Linked DNA regions of Homo sapiens: region 1 is linked to region 2. Evidence: read pairs that join two places in POLR2A ChIA-PET (ENCODE). Cell type or tissue: PC-9. All regions are shown on one strand.

Evidence for each region. ChIA-PET counts read pairs that join two places held together with the same protein. Peaks named below come from ENCODE experiments on the same cell type or tissue, not always from the same donor. Only the 100,000 strongest peaks of a DNase experiment are listed, where the experiment ranks them.
Region 1: POLR2A ChIA-PET joins it to region 2 with 5 read pairs; 1 of 35 experiments calls an interaction of 5 or more read pairs at or near these places.

Annotation. Positions count from the first base shown.
Region 1 is chr1:88,706,813-88,709,312 of GRCh38, reverse strand. The region is part of intron 1 of PKN2 (protein kinase N2); the gene reads right to left. Among named protein-coding and RNA genes, the nearest start is that of PKN2-AS1, 23 kb to the right of the region's middle. In PC-9, no CTCF peak of the experiment used is centred here; a DNase peak (open chromatin) is centred at 1,092; H3K4me3 peaks cover 804 bases; H3K27ac peaks cover 1,091 bases.
Region 2 is chr1:89,972,993-89,975,492 of GRCh38, reverse strand. The region is part of intron 2 of LOC105378847 (a long non-coding RNA gene); the gene reads right to left. Among named protein-coding and RNA genes, the nearest start is that of ZNF326, 21 kb to the left of the region's middle. In PC-9, no CTCF peak of the experiment used is centred here; DNase peaks (open chromatin) are centred at 232, 1,082 and 1,882; H3K4me3 peaks cover 1,784 bases; H3K27ac peaks cover 2,500 bases.

The DNA.
Region 1 (2,500 bases), 1.3 Mb after region 2:
GAGGCTAAGGCAGGTGGATTACTAGAGGTCAGGAATTTGAAACCAGCCTGGCCAACATGGTGAAACCCCATCTCTACTAAAAAAATTAAAAATTAGCGGTGTATGATGGTGTGCACCTGTAATCCCAGCTACTCGGGAGGCTGAGGCAGGAGAATCACTTGTACCCGGGAAGCGGAGGTTGCAGTGAGCCAAGATCACGCCACTGTACTCCATCCTGGGTGGCAGAACAAAACTCTGTCTCAAAAAAAAAAAATTGATTATTATTATATAAACAGGCCCCAGAATAATGCTTTGAATATAGCAGGAGCTCAGTGAATACTTGCTGAATGAATGGAAAGACAGCTGCTCAATGTCAAAATACAACTGGGAGAAAAGAAAAAAAAAAGAATCATACTAACCACAAAGGCCATTAGATACAGAAATAAAGACTGCTACTTGCCTAAAGAACAAGTAAAATTATCTGCCTATATTCTGTAAATCAGGCAGCAAAATGTGACATATATTACATAAATGTAATCTCCAAAAACAATGTTAAAAATCAGTGTTTTAGGGGCCGGGCATGGTGGCTCACGCCTGCAATGCCAGCACTGTGGGAGGCCGAGACAGGTAGATTACCTGAGATCAGGAGTTCAAGATCATCCTGGCCAATATGGTGAAACCCCATCTCTACTTTAAAAAAAAAAAAAAAAAAAAAAGTTTTATGTGTTTGAAGGCCTAAGATTAATTTATTTGCGAAATACACTTCATTTCTCATCAATGAGGCACTACATTATGTTGAATATAATAAAACTAAACTACATTTTAATCACAATTTAGGATTAGTAATGTTGAAGTATGACTTATTGTATCATCAAGTCATATATTCCAAAACAAAGAAACATTTTTTTTCCATGGATATAAGCAGTACCCCGAAGAAACACAAATAGTCACAAGACTTTGAAATATCTTATACTTTACTACTAAATGGAATAAAGTTTATAAAATGACTTATTTCATTATGAGCAAGGGTTAGACAACAAAAACCTATAGAGAACCAGTTAATACCCATAACTAGTTTCCTTATTTCTGTTCACACAATACAAGATCTACAGGTTTAACAGGTTCAACTGCAAAACCATATTCGAGTTTAACAGGTAGGCCACCACTGCAGATCTACACAATATCACCAGGTATTTATGTATTAAGGAAAGCCTTAATAATGAATAATTTCAACATTTTTTCTCTAGGTTAACAATCTGCATTAGTGTTAGTGATGCTACTGAATAAAACCAAACAGCAGTCTTGTTCCCATATACTACTAATACTGTCCAATAGACTGGGTTTCCTTCAAATACACAAAACAAATAAAAATGCATGGAAAGAAAAATACTAGAACAACTATAGACCCAAGAACCATATTAATTTGAATATAAGTTACATATGGATTACTTTCACCATTATCTAAGAGTGCTCTGAGATAAAGAAATGTAAAATGTCATTTGAGTTGCTTTCTCTCAATATTCTGGTTAGAAAAATATGACCAGGTAATTCATAGAAAATGGATCCAGAATGGAAAATAAGCAAATGAAAATATACCAATCCTGTTACAATCAGGAAGATACAATTAAGATAATGAGGTATCTTTTCTTACCAAAATGACTGGAAAAAGATTAAAATATAATCTGTAAGGAAAAGGAACTATAATATGGAAAACAACTTGGCAATCAACATATGGCTAACTTGAAGATATTCGTTTGCTCAGAACCAGCAATTCCATTTCTAGATGCATATAAGCTATAATCATGTATATAAAATGCAAAAGGTTTGTCATACCATTGTTTGTGATGAGAAAAATCATAAGCAATTCATATAATCATCTATACAAAAAAACAGATTTATAATATATGCAATGCAATGAGACACTACACTGTCGCTAAAACCAATCTATTAACATGCATCTCCTTGAATAAATATGGAAAAGAATTAAATTTAAAAAAACTTGTAAAAGAATATAATGAATGTAAGACTTCATCTGCCACATTTTCCTCTGTACAGCAAGGAAACGTAGTAGGCAGTAAGATGAAGAATGTCAAAAAAAGTAGGGCTTACATCTATAAAACGTTTATTTTTAAAAAAATACAATGTAAATTTTGCAGAACATTTACTCAAGGAAAAGAGACATAAGTTATTCTCAGCCTTTTGGTACATGTTTGAAATATTTCCTAATTAAAAAAAAAAGTGTATGAGAGGAGACTGCTACTTCTGACCAACATTAAGTAGCCATGGGCAGATTTACCCTCCCAGCTGAAACAAAACAAAACCAAAAACAGACAAGATATATAAAACAATGGTTCCCAAAACATCTGACCAAACATAAAGACAATGAGACTGGAGATGAGAAAAAAATGAGGTGTTCTTTGACCAAAATGGAATGAATTAGAAAGGAATAAAAGGAAGATATCTGGACAAATGTCCACAAATTGGAAACTGAAGTACTGCTCATTAACCTATGGGTCAAAAA
Region 2 (2,500 bases):
AAACAGGACCTAGGTTTCAGATTTGGGACAGGGATCTTATTAAAGAAGTATCTCTCCAACCTCTTTTCCATCTTTCCCCTTGTGCAATGAGGGACTTGGTAAACTTAATTACAAAGCCACTGTACTCCGTCCAGTGCTCCACCCTCATTTAGCTACTTCAGCAGTGAGTCAGGGGGTCCAGGGGTGCTCAGATGGAGCTCTGCCCAAGGTCAGGGCCACATTTCATACAAAGGGGTTGCCATTTACTGGCAGCTGCAGGATGTTTAGTTGTGAGCCAAAATTCCCCAGCAATTCAGTTCTGTGAGCTGAACTGCCCAGCCCTTCTAGGGAACTCACACCCAGTATCTTATTACTTCTGCCTAGTCACCATCACCTCTCTCTTTTCAACTTTCATTTTCTTACTTCTCGTCTCCTTTTCTCTTTAAAGAAATTTGGAGGGGTTATCAATGAAAAGGGATGTGTCACTAGAGGCAAGGAGAAAAGGGGTCCTCTATTCCCCCTCATTTTATACATATACACATCAAGAACCCAGAGCCTTGTGATGCCCTGAGGCCCAAGACTCCCAGCTAGCTGTCCTTGGACATCCCTTAACAGAGGGTAACAAGAGATTCCCGGCCCCCTGACACTCCCCATTTGTTCCCTGCCATGTTCCTTTTTAAGATGAATGACTAGCCTGAGAACCCAAAGGGGTCAAAATGGCTTAAGAGGTTATCTCTTTTTGATAATAATATCATTCGTATAATATTTAATAGTTTACAAAGCCCTTTCACTAATATATTACCCTGTTGGAGCCTCACTACAACTTTGTGAAGTTGGTTTCATTATTATCCCCTATTTACAGAGGAAGAAATCTGAGCGCTGACTGGTCAAACAAATTAGGCATGTGATCGCATTGGGACTCAGACTAAATGCAGATCCTAGGCACTGTCATCCAACAGTTGCTTTTAGTATAAACTGCCACATCCATAATCCCCAGGATCAGGAAGTTACCTTAGGCTGGTGTCTACGCACAAGGGACCCTAAGTGGACCAGAGGTAGACACCTGGCCTGAGGCAGCCTTTCCATCAGTTGGTTAATGACTCATGAAGATGCCTTGGGCAAAGAGCTCTACCCAAAGGGTAGCCTCACGGAACAAAGGCAACTGGACTTGCTCTCTCAGGCATTTGGATTGAGGGATTGGCCTCTTTTTTTTTCTTTTTTTTTTCTTTTTTTTTTTTTGTTGAGATGAAGTCTCACTCTGTCGCAAGGCTGGAGTGCAGTGGCACATTCTCAGCTCACTGCAACCTCTGCCTCCCGGGTTCAAGCGATTCTCCTGCTTCAGCCTCCTGAGTAGCTGGGACTACAGGTGTGCACCCCCACACCCGGCTAATTTTTGTATTTTTTTTTTAGTAGAGATGGGGTTTCACCATGTTGTTCAGGATGGTCTCCATCTCTTGACCTCACGATCCGCCCAAAGTGCTGAGATTACAGGCCACCGCGCCCGGCCGGGATTGGCCTCTTGATAAAGAGGGAAGACAGAGCAGACACTTCATAGGAAAAAAGCAGAAAGATAACAAGAGGGAGATGATCCTGGCTATGAGAAAGATAAAGGAAACAGCCAGTCCCTAGAGCTCCCTCAATCCCCGAACAGTTTTCTGGTTCCAGTTTGTGTATCTATGATAAACACTCCCTTTCCTGGAGTGCCTCAGTGTTTCTCTCCTCCTTAAAACCAAAGGAGGCTTTCCATTCTCTACCTGGTAGTGATCTTCGCTGACTTATTCCAAAGCAGTGGCCCCTGTCAACTATCCAACAGGAAGAGATATGGGGCAAGGGAGTCTCTCAGATCTCACTAGGGGAGGTGGCTGATCCTATCTCCAGATTTTCTGCTGCTCTCATTTCCTCTCTACCCACAAAGAAAGGCTCTGGCCAAACCAAGAAATTCAGCTCATTGTGGTCTCTCCAATTCAACTGGTGAGGTAGGCAACACACAGGACACATTACTCAATCCAGGTGGTTAATCTGGCTCTTCAAAGATCAACTTTACAAAAATCAAAATTTTTGAATCAAACAATTTATTCTATGATAAGGTAAACAATGTAGTTTTGATTGACAAACTCTGATACTGTGTTCCAAGGGGAAAGATTCTTACGAATAAAAAGGTAGGTTTGTTTCAGTAAGAGAATAGTTTTGGCTGGGCATGGTGTCATACATTTGCAATCCCACCACATTAGGAGGCTGAGGCAGGAAGATGGCTTGTGCCCAGGAGTTGGAGACTAGCCTGAGGAACACAGCAAGATCCTCCTCTCTACAAAAAATTTAAAAACTAGCCAGGTGTGGTGGCACGTGCCTGTAGTCCTAGCTGCTCAGGAGGCTAAGGCAGGAGGATTGTTTGAGCAGGAGGTTGAAACTACACTGAGCCATGACCATGACACTGTCTGGGTGACAGAGTGAGACCTTGTCTCAAAAAATAAAAATTAAAAAGGAAAAAAAGAGACACTATTTTTTAAATTATACTGCAGAA